Regions from separate parts of the Homo sapiens genome. Here region 1 is linked to region 2. A link is a loop called in an ENCODE intact Hi-C map of the cell type or tissue named here. Cell type or tissue: CD14-positive monocyte. All regions are shown on one strand. Each heading gives the region's core, and the rest is flanking DNA. Links, peaks and the distances in the headings are about the cores only. Region 1 overlaps NWD1 (NACHT and WD repeat domain containing 1). Region 2 overlaps MYO9B (myosin IXB).

Evidence for each region. Hi-C counts contacts between places; a loop is a spot of excess contacts. Peaks named below come from ENCODE experiments on the same cell type or tissue, not always from the same donor. Only the 100,000 strongest peaks of a DNase experiment are listed, where the experiment ranks them.
Region 1: a loop joins it to region 2, with 6 times the contacts of the local background. A loop is called at or near these places in 2 of 110 quality-filtered maps.

What each region holds. Positions count from the first base shown.
Region 1 is chr19:16,768,957-16,774,323 of GRCh38, reverse strand. NWD1 (NACHT and WD repeat domain containing 1) reads right to left here. Exons shown (of 19, transcript NM_001007525.5): 11 at 1,001-1,198. Among named protein-coding and RNA genes, the nearest start is that of NWD1, 52 kb to the right of the region's middle. In CD14-positive monocyte, for the core only: CTCF peaks have their summits at 2,442 and 2,644 (motif pointing left); a DNase peak (open chromatin) is centred at 2,583.
Region 2 is chr19:17,180,388-17,185,754 of GRCh38, reverse strand. MYO9B (myosin IXB) reads right to left here. Exons shown (of 40, transcript NM_004145.4): 15 at 4,715-4,828; 16 at 1,887-1,926; 17 at 768-890. Among named protein-coding and RNA genes, the nearest start is that of USE1, 32 kb to the left of the region's middle. RefSeq lists enhancers at 1,240-1,449, 3,998-4,589, 4,590-5,182 and a silencer at 4,201-4,495. In CD14-positive monocyte, for the core only: CTCF peaks have their summits at 2,190 and 2,414 (motif pointing left); DNase peaks (open chromatin) are centred at 1,244 and 1,704; H3K4me3 peaks cover 1,819 bases; H3K27ac peaks cover 2,020 bases.

The sequences.
Region 1 (5,367 bases), core at 279-5,278, 410 kb after region 2:
GAAAGTGGTTTGATAGATGAATTGATGGATAAATGGAAGGGTGGGTAGATGATTGGATGAATGGACAACTGATGTATGAATGGGTGGGTGGATGAGTGAATGGATGGATAGATGGATGGAAGGGTGGGAGGATAGATGGATGGGAGAGTGGGAAGGTGGATGGATGGATGGATGGATGGGGCAGTAGATGGATGGAAGGGTGGCAGAGAAGATGGGTGGATGAATGGATGGGTGGGTGGGAGGACGGTGGATGGATGGATGGATAGATGAATGGAAGGGTGGGAGTGTAGATAGATGGATGAATGGATGGGAGGGTAATTGGATGGAAGAGTAGGAAGGTGAATTAATGGATGGATGGATGGATGGATGGATGGATGGATGGATAGATGGATGGATGAATGGATGGGTGGGTGGGAGGCTGGTGGATGGATGGATAGATGAATGGAAGGGTGGGAGGTAGATAGAGAGATGAATGAATGGATGGGAGGGTAATTGGATGGAAGAGTAGGAAGGTGAATGAAAGGATGGATGCATAGATGGTTGGATGAATGGAAGGAAGAAAAAAATGAATGACAAATGGATGGCAAAACCTAAATCCTCTCCTCTCCCTTACATTCTGGGATTCCAAGGGCTGCTTACAGTTCCTTCAGCTTCTCAGAGGACTGTCAGGCATCAGTTCCTAGCTTTCAGAATTACTAGCATGAGCTTGTAAATAGCTGAAACTGTCAGATGGGCACCAATCCCTTGGAGATGGGAAGCTTGGAGGCACCCCCTAGCATCGGGCTCATTAGAAGAATTTATATGAGACATCTACAGTCCCTTGAGGTGGGGCAGAGAGAGCTGATTCAGCATGAGACAGCAGGGGCAGGCTCTGATGGCAAGCTTGGGGCCTCCCAACTAGCACAGGGGAGTCCCAGAGGACAACCTCAAACACCTGGCCTTCACTGCCCCCAGGCAAGCAGGTGCCTGCTGGGATTTTTGCTATGCTGGGGAGACTCACCTTTGTGACAGCCGCTGAGAGTTGCCCGGAGGGGTCCTCCCGGGGGCTGGAGGAATCCTCCGAGGGGCACCAGCACAGGGTGTGCGCACAACTGGAACCAGCTCTGGGCCTGTTGGCATAGCTGTCCCACCAGTGCTGGATGTGAGGTGGCGAAGAAATGGAGTCTGGCCAGCAGTTCTGTGTACAGGAGGCTCCTCTCTGCAACAAAGGGATGTAGACTAAGTTGCCTGGATTGAGCCCCCTCTACCCTCCCTGCCAATTGAGTCTCTGCTCCCTGCAGGGGCTCCAGAACAAAAGAAGACACAATACCTCAGCTACTGGCCTCTGCTGTCCGCTCCTGTCTCCTTCTCTGCTCTCCAGACACACTTACCCTTGCTTCAGAGGCACCCAGCTGTTTCCAGTCTCCAGCCTTTGCCCAGGTTGCCTAGAATGCTTCCCTTTCCTTCCTCCCTCCCTTCTTCTCTCCCTCTCTCCCTTCCTTTCTTCCTTCCTCTTTTATCACACTCTGTTGTCCCGGCTGGAGTGCAGTGGCATGATCAAAGCTAACTGCAGCCTCAAACTTCTGGGCTCAAGCAATCCTCCCATCTCAGCCTCCCAAATACTAGGGACTACAGGCATGCGCCACCACACTCAGCTAATTTATTTGTTTGTTTTATTTTATTTTATTTATTTATTTTTGAGATGGAATTTTAGCCTGTCACCTAGGTTGGAGTGCAATGGTGCGATCTTGGCTCACTGCAACCTGCACCTCCCAGGTTCAAGCGATTCTCCTGCCTCAGCCTCCCTAATAGCTGGGACTACAGGTGCCCGCCACCAGGCCCAACTAATTTTTGTGTGTCTAGTGGAAACGGGGTTTCACCATGTTGGCTGGGCTGACCTCAAGTGATCCACCTGCCTCGGCCTCCTAAAGTGCTGGGATTACAGGCATGAGCCACCGCGCCTGGCTATTTATTTTTTTAGAGACAGGGTCTTACTCTGTCACCCAGGCTGGAGTGCAGTGGCACGATCGCAGCTCACTGCAGCCTCAAACTCCTGGGCTCAAGCGATCTTCCGGCCACAGCCTCTATATTAGCTGGGACTGCAGATGCACGTCACCACGCCTCGTTAGTTTTTTATTTTTTGTAGAGACGGGGTCTCGTTATGTTGCCCAGGCTGGTCTCAAACTTCTGGGCTCAAGATATCCTCCTTCCTCGACCCCTCAAAGCTCTGGAATTATAGGCGTGAGCCACTGTGCTCAGACTCAACCTTTTCAATAAAAGTAGGATCAGAGGAGGGATATATTGGAAATCTTTGTACCTTTCACTCAATTTTGCTGTGAACCTAAAACCGTTCTATTAAAAAATGGGCTATTAAGAAAAATTAGCCGAGCATGGTGGCGCGCAGGCCTGTAATCCCAGCTACTCGGGAGGCTGAGACAGGAGAATCGCTGGAACCCAGGAGGCAGAAGTTGGGTGACAGAGCGAGGCTCCTTCTCAAAAAAAAAAAAAAAAAAGGACTCGTGATCGCGTTGGATCATTTAGGATGTTATGTTGAATGGTCCCCATTCGCCAGCGTGCTTGGATGTACGGAGAGCACATGGTTGTCCAGCAGCGCCCTCTGGTGATAACATTTGTTCCTACACCTCCTCCTTGTGCTGGGGGAGCCACAGGTTGTCAATCAAGGGGCTTTGCAGGGAACTTGCTGAGAGATCTGGGCTTTTAAATCTTCCTTAAAATGGGAAGTCATGCCCAAGGCTGTTTTCCTGGGAAGTTGCTCCATCAAGGTTTACAACTCCTGGCGAGCGCCTCTCGCGTTATTTTTCTTTCCAGTTGCCTTAAATTCCAGTTGTTTGGTATGCTGTTCCATCTCCTTCTCTTTATTTATTTGTGTATTTTGAGACAGAGTCTTGCTCTGTCGTGCAAGTTGGAGTGCGGTGGCGTGATCTCGGCTCACCGCAACATCTGCCTCCCGGGTTCAAGCAATTTTCGTGCCTCAGCCTCCCAAGAAGCTGGGATTACAGGCATGCACCACCACACCCGGCTAATTTTTGTATTTTTAGTAGAGATGGGGTTTCACTGTCACCAAGGCTGGTCTCAAACTCCTGGCCTCAAGCAATCTGCCTGCCTCGGCTTCTCAAAGTATTGGGGTTACAGGCGTGAGCCACTGTGCCCAGCCATCTATCTATTTTTAACTAATTAATTTTTTTTTACAGAGATAGGGTCTCGCTATGTTGCCCAGGATGGTCTTGAACTCCTGCCCTCTAGCAATCCTTCTGTCTGGGCCTCCCAAAGTGCTGGGATTAGAAGCGTGAACCCCCGCACTCGGCCCCATCTCCCTCTCTTAAAGGCTGAGACAAACATTAACTATATTTAGGTCCCTGTGGGAGCTGGGGCTATGGCAGATAATCAGTAGGGGTTGTGTGAATGCATAAGAAAGGCATAAATGATTGCAGGCACCAGCATCTTCACATTGGGTGGAGTTCTGGACACATTTTAGTTCAATTGCACATTTTGCAGATGACAAAAATAGGGTTTCAGGGCAGAAATAGCTCATCCTAGGCTATTCATGTCAACAATGCTATCATATGACAGTAACAGGACCCTCGATGGCAACACGGGTGGAGGTTCTGTGTGAACTGATGCGCGTACTCTTCCCAGCAGCCCTAGGTGGGATGGTCACTCAGCATCCCTATTCTGCAGATGGGAAAACTGAGGGCTGTGGGGCAGGGGGAGGGATGGTAAAGGGTTTGCAAGGTCACACTGCCAAGAAGTGGCAGCGCCAAGATTTCAATGGACACGGTGGGGCTCAAAATTTGTGGTCTCTGTGTGTATTTGTCTGTTCTCATGCTGCTAATAAAGACATACCTGAAACTGGGTAATTTATAAAGGAAAGAGGTTTAATTGACCTACAGTTCTGCAGGGCTGGGGAGGCCTCAGGAAACTTACAATCACGGTGGAAGGGGAAGCAAACACGCCCTTCTTCACAAGGCGGGAGGAGAGAGAAGAATGAGAGCTGAGCAAAGGGGGAAGCCCCTTATTTTAAAAAGCCCCATCAGATCTCTTGAGAGCTTACTCAGTATCAGGAGAACAGCATGGAGGAAAACACCTCCATGATTCGATTATCTCCACCTGGTCCCTCCCTCAATGTGTGGGGATTATGGGAAATACAATTCAAGATGATAGCTGGGTGGGGACACAGCCAAACCATATCAATGTGTTAAAGGTAAAAATTTGGCAGGGAGAAAACAGATGATGCCATTGGCCTTATGGAGCTCAGAGTCTGATGTGGCAGACAGATGATGCAAAAGAAAACCAAGAGAAATCATAATTAAAGGCAAAGACAAGCCAGGGGTGGTGGTGTGCACCTGTGGTCCCAGCTACTTGGGAGGCTGAGGTGAGAGGACCACTGGAGCCCAGGAGTTTGAAGGTGCTGTGCGCTATGATCATGCCATTGCACTCCAGCCTGGACAACAGGGCAAGACTTTGTCTCTAAAAAAAGAAAAAAGAAAAAGAGCCAAGACAGATGGAAAACAGGGTGCAGTGATAGAAAATTCAGAGGCAAGGATCGGGGAGACATAGAGAAGTTAAGCTTCAGTGGTGGCCAGACAAGGCTTCTCTGAGGAATCGCATTTAGCTGAGCTCCAAAGTTGCCACAGAAGGGCTGGGGGAGGCGAGTCCCAGCCCAGGGCCCCCGGCACGCAAGCTTGGATGTTTCCATCACTGTCTGGGGCAGTAAGGATGGAGACAAGCATCTCCCAGGAGAGTGAGTCATACACAGCCATGTAGGCTACAGTACTGGAAAGGTCATTATCCCAAGGACAATGGGAGAACCATCTAGAAGATTCAATAGAGATACTTAGTGAGATTTGGGCTCTTTTTTTTTTTTAATGGAATTTTGCTCTGTCGCCAAGGCTGGAGTGCAGTGGTGTGATCCCGGCTCACTGCAACCTCTGCCTGCTGGGTTCAAGCAATTCTCCTGCCTCAGCCTCCCGAGTAACTGGGATTACAGGTGCGTGCTACCGTGCCTGGCTAATTTTTGCATTTTTAGTAGAGATGGGGTTTCACCCTGTTGGCCAGGCTGGTCTCAAACTCCTGACCTCAAGTGATCTGCCTGCCTCAGCCTCCCGAAGTGCTGGGATTATAGGCATGAGCCACCACACCTGGCCATCTGATGGTTTTATAAGGCAATTTTCCCAGCTTTTGTTCCCTGTCTCTTGAACACCTGGCATCAAGTGATCCACCTGCCTCAGCCTCCCAAAGTGCCGAGATAACAGGCTTGAGCCACCCCGGCCGTTTTGGGCTTTCAAGATTCTTCTGAGTGCTGTATGGAAAATAAACCAAAGGGTAAGAATGAATCCAAAGTAGGCAGACCTCCGAGGATGCTGTCTG
Region 2 (5,367 bases), core at 117-5,116:
CCCAAGCCTGCGCTATCCCTGGAAACCCTCGAGGGAGTTATGTGGTCCCCATGGTCCCAGGGCCACCAGTGCTTGTTTTTGCCTCAGGTGGAAGGCTGGGGCTGGGGAGGACCAGACAAACGCTTTCTGGAGATTTGAAACATGTGTCAACCTCAGAAGGGACCACGGATGTAGTGTTTTTTTTGTTTTGTTTTGTTTTTTTTTTTTTGAGACGCAGTCTTGCTCTTGTTGCCCAAGCTGGAGTGCAATGGCGTGATCTTGGCTCACTACAGCCTCCGCCTCCCAGGTTCAAGCAATTCTCCTGCCTCAGCCTCCCAAGGAGCTGAGATTACAGGTGCCCACCATGCCCAGCTAATTTTTGTATCTTTTTTTTTTTTTTTTGAGATGGAGTCTTGCTCTGTCGCCCAGGCTGGAGTGCAGTGGCGCCATCTCGGCTCACTGCAAGCTCCGCCTCCCGGGTTCATGCCATTCTCTTGCCTCAGCCTCCCGAGTAGCTGGGACTACAGGCACCCGCCACTACGCCCGGCTAATTTTTGTATTTTTAGTAGAGGTGGGGTTTCACCGTGTTAGCAAGGATGGTCTCAATCTCCTGACCTCGTGATCCGCCCGCCTCGGCCTCCCAAAGTGCTGGGATTACAGGCTTGAGCCACCGCGCCCGGCCAATTTTTGTATTTTTACTAGAGACGGGCTGTGCTCGGTGTCGGGTGAAGCTACACAAGCCTGAGGCTGAGCTGACCGCCACCTTCTGCCTCTCCTGCTCCACCTACCTGGAACTGGGCGCTGATGCTTGGTGGCTTTTTCTTCTTGTGCAGGTGCAGTAGGGACTTGGTGGTGCGGTCGTGCAGAGTCATGCTGATGATGAGTTTCAGGGACTTGGAGTCCAGTAGGTTCTAGGACAGACACATGGGGTCCGGCCTGCCCTCCCACAGCCCACACGGGCACGGGGAGGCATCACAGGTGTCCCCGAAGCCAGGGCAGAACAGCGTCCCCGCAGCGAGTGCCCGGGCAGCAGCTCTTAGGTTTGGTCTCAGGACCACACTATTGATGTGGGCCCAGTGGAATGAGGTGGGTTTGCACCTTGCACACAGCGCTGGTTCCGGGAGGGCTGATGACAGCCTCTTTCACAGCCTGAGTGGCTGCCCCATTTCCTCTTCCTCTGGGTTAGAGAGGAAGCCAGTGCTACTGAACCTGGCCGTCCCTCTCCTCTGCATAGCTCCTACAGTTTACATTACTTGAGTCAAGAAGGGCCAGGTCCTTTCTGTGCCATCCGCATGAGCTCATCGGACAGGCCACCATCATGTGTCAGCCAGTTCTATCAGCTGACAAGAGGAATTAGCCCTCTCCCATCTGCTAACTAGACTGCAAGGCTATTCTTACTCTTCTTGCAAATTTCTTAAATTGCTGCACTTGTATGTGGAAACGAGACAGAGCGCTTGGGAGGTTCTCTGTCCTGTCTGGAAGCAGCCCAGTAGCCAGGGACTGAAGATGGGGGTGTTAAACGGAAGGGTCCCATTACGTTGGGGCAGGATGAGCTCTGTGGTGCTATGAACCCACTAGAGCTCCCCATGGGACCAGGCTGAGGCCAGACTTCAGCTATGCTTACGCCCCTAGCTTCCTCCCTCACCCCTTCTCTCTGCCTTCTCACGTAAGCCCTCTTCCATAAGCCGCTGTGTGTGCAAATACCCCATCTCAGACCCTGCTTCTGGGAAACCCATAAAGAGACAGCTCTAAATCATCTCAACACGAGAACATTTTTTTTTTCTTGGAGGGAGGGGGAGATAGTGGGAAGGAGGAGGAAATGAAGTTGCAGAAGTGAAAGCTCTCAAGACGGGCAGAGAAGCAAGATATCTTGGAACGTGTCGCGCGGGGTGTGTTTTTTTTTTTACCTTTGGAATGATCTGCTTTTGTTTGATACCTTTACTTTTCCTGTCAAAATATTAAAAATGGTTTTGTGAACAAAAGGAACACAGTGTCGGGATTTGGGTTAGTTCAGCAAGCCACGCCTGGCGGGTTAGACTGAGAGACACAGAGAGAGGGGAGAGAGTGAGAAGGCGCAAGTGCAACAAGGCCACCGCCACCTCTCCACGCTGCACACCGTGGCGTGCCTCAGCCACTGTCTGTGGACACCAGTTTCCCTGGGTTGGCGGCACCCGGACTCTGCTGGTGGCTGCCCCAAAGCTGAGTAAAGTGTTTAGTCTGGGGGCCATTCGGATGTCTGAGAAGTAGGAGGGGCTGGCTAGGAATCTACAGGGTGGGACGTGCATCCAGCGGGGCTTGCTATGGAGGAACTGACATATCCCCCAGATCACAGCAGGATGCCGAGTGGGGCGGAGGGAGCCTGAGCAGTCCTGGTGGTGACCAGGTGACCAGGCTGTCTTTGCCATGTGCTGGTAGATGCCAAGCAGGCCCACAGAGGCCCTTCTGGAACCCTCTGCTGGCAGGGCAGGGACTTGCCCTGCAAAATAACCAAAATGGGGCCTGGGTGGGAGCTCCTTTCAGGATCATGCTGGTGGGAAAGAAGAAAACCAAAGCTGGCCAGGCGCAGTGGCTCACGCCTGTAATCCCAGCACTTTGGGAGGCTGAGGTGAGCGGATCACCTGAGGTCAGGAGTTCAAGGCCAGCCTGGCCAACATGGTGAAACCCTGTCTCTACTAAAAATACAAAAATTAGCCAGGTGTGGTGGCGGGTGCCTGTAATCCCAGCTACTCAAGAGACTGAGGCAGGAGAACTGCTTCAACCCAGGAGGCGGAGGTTGCAGTGAGCCGAGATCGTGCCACTGCACTCCAACCTGGGTGACAGAGAGAGACTCTGTCTCAAAACCCCCCCCAAAACCCAAAGCTGCTCTTTTGGCCGAGGTAAGGAAGGGGATAGCTCCTGTGTTCTCAGACACCTTATGGAATCTTGCAGACCAAGGGGGAAAATAAATAAATAAGTAAATATATTTATTTATTCAAAAGGCCTGGTGCCTTTTGAAGACCGGCTAAGGAGATGGTAACTTGTAGATCTGTGAGATGCCTAGCCATCCGTGGTTGCATTCAGTTTCACCTGAATCCCTGTGGGGTAAAATAAGGCACAACAAGGACAAAAGTTTGAGGCCGAGGTGGGCGGATCATTTGAGGTCAGGAGTTCAAGACCAGCCTGGCCAACATGGTGAAACCCCATCTCTACTAAAAACAGAAAAAAATTAGTCGGGTGTGGTGGTGCACACCTGTAATCCCAGCTACTTGGGAGGCTGAGGCAGGAGAATCACTTGAACCCGGGAGGTGGAGGTTGCAGTGAGCCAAGATTGAGCCACTGCACTCCAGCCTGGCGACAGAGTGAGACTCTGCCTCAAAAAAAAAAGGAACAGAAGTTTTAAACAGGCTCCCACTGGGTGCGGTGGCTCATGCCTGTAATCCCAGTGCTTTGAGAGGCTGAGGCAGGAAGATCGCTTGAGCCCAGGAGTTTGAGACCAGCCTGACAGCCTGGGCTATAACATAGCAAGATTCCACCTCTACAAACAATAAAATTAGACAGGTGTGGTAATGCGCACCTGTAGTTCCAGCTACTCTGGAGGTTGAGGCAGGAGGATTGCTTGAGCCCAGAAGGTCGAACCTGCCGTGAGCGGTGATCGTTTCACTGCTGCACTGTAGCCTGGGCAACAGAATGAAACCCCCATCTCTTAAAAAAGAAAAAAAAAAAAAAGGGCGGTGAATCATGCCTGTAATCCCAGCACTTTGGGAGGCCAAGACAGACGGATCACCTGAGGTCAAGAGTTCAAGACTAGCCTGGCCAACATGGTGAAACCCCATCTCTACTAAAAATACAAAAAATTAGCTGGAAGTAGTGGCAGGTGTTAGCAATCCCAGCTACTCAGGAGGCTGAGGTGGGAGAATCGCTTGAACCCGGGAGGCAGAGGTTGCAGTGAGCCGAGATCATACCATTGCACTCCAGCCTGGGCAACAAGAGTGAAACTCCGTCTCAAAAAAAGAACGAAAGAACGAAATAAAGAACGAACGAAAGAAAGAAAGAAAGAAAGAAACTGGCTCTCATTGGCTCCCATGCAGGTGCAAGCTTTGCTCTCAGCCAGCCCACACCCCAATGGCCACTAAAAGGCGAGATGTGGTGACCGCAGGTGGATGTCTTGTCAGCTGAGGCTGCTGCCTGCCTGGTGCTGGGTCAGCATAATGGAAGCATGAGAGTCATTACCCCATTTGCAGGCTGAAAGCAGAGACTACTCAATCCCACAGTGTGCTAACAGTCGGGATCCCAAACCGGTTTATGCACCTTCTGGGCTCTCCTGACTGGCTTATGTGGCCACCTGCAGAGATCAGGGCCACCCTCTCTGGGAAATCGCATGCCCTGCTGCAGATGGCTTCTCTGCAAACTCACAGTGGCAAAGGCGGGAGCAAGCTTTGCTCTGCAAGCCAGATAGGCACGGGGAGGAGACGGAGGATGGCACGTTTGCGGGTGGAAAATTAGATGCCTCGAAGAAGGAGTGCTCCTGGGAAGCTGCCCCGTGTGCTGGGAAGCCGGCTGTGCCTGGGCCACAGTGCAGACAGAGGCCAGGGGTGTTATTGATTGGCATTTAGTGATGGCTGGGGGTGGGCCATGAGACAGCACTGTGGTTTTAGTGGCCGATGCAAATTAGGAAGACTGCAGGCCCCGCCGGGGTCGCAGGAGTAGTGGGAGGCGGTTGTCGCACTTGTAAGCAGGGCCTTGGTGGGGGACTCACAGGATGAAGGCGCGGGGTTTCTGGAGCCGACTGAGGGACTGGAGAAGGCTACGGGGGTCCTCGCCCTGCCAGGGCAATCCTTTGATGCTCTTGATCATTTGGTTATGCAAATCGCTGAGGGGAGGGGTGGAGGGGGCGCAGTGACAGAAAGAAGATGGAGTTAGAAGCAGGCCTGCCACCTCGGGGTTCCCAGCGCCATTGGGACCATCCCCAGGCCACTGAAGCCAAAACATGCAGCTGGGGGAAAGACACTGTGCTCAATGCTGCCCCTCTCTCTTTTGCCAGAAATGGGGACTGGGCCAGCCTCCCCAAGCCCTGGAGCGGGGCAGGGCTTTGAGGCAAATTGGACTTGGCAACACAGATCATTGATCCTTTTCAATACATCATTTCCAGCTGGGTGCGGTGGCTCACACCTGTAATCCCAGCACTTTGAGAGGCCGAGGCGGGTGGATCACCTGAGGTCAGGAGTTCGAGACCAGCCTGGCCAACATGGCGAAACTCATCTCTGCTAAAAATACAAAAAGTTAGCTGGGCATGGTGGAGGGCACCTGTAATCCCAGCTACGTGGGAGGCTGAGGCAGAATTGCTTGAACCCGGGAGGCAGAGGTTGCAGTGAGCTGAGATAGTGCCATCCATTGCACTCCAGCCTGGGA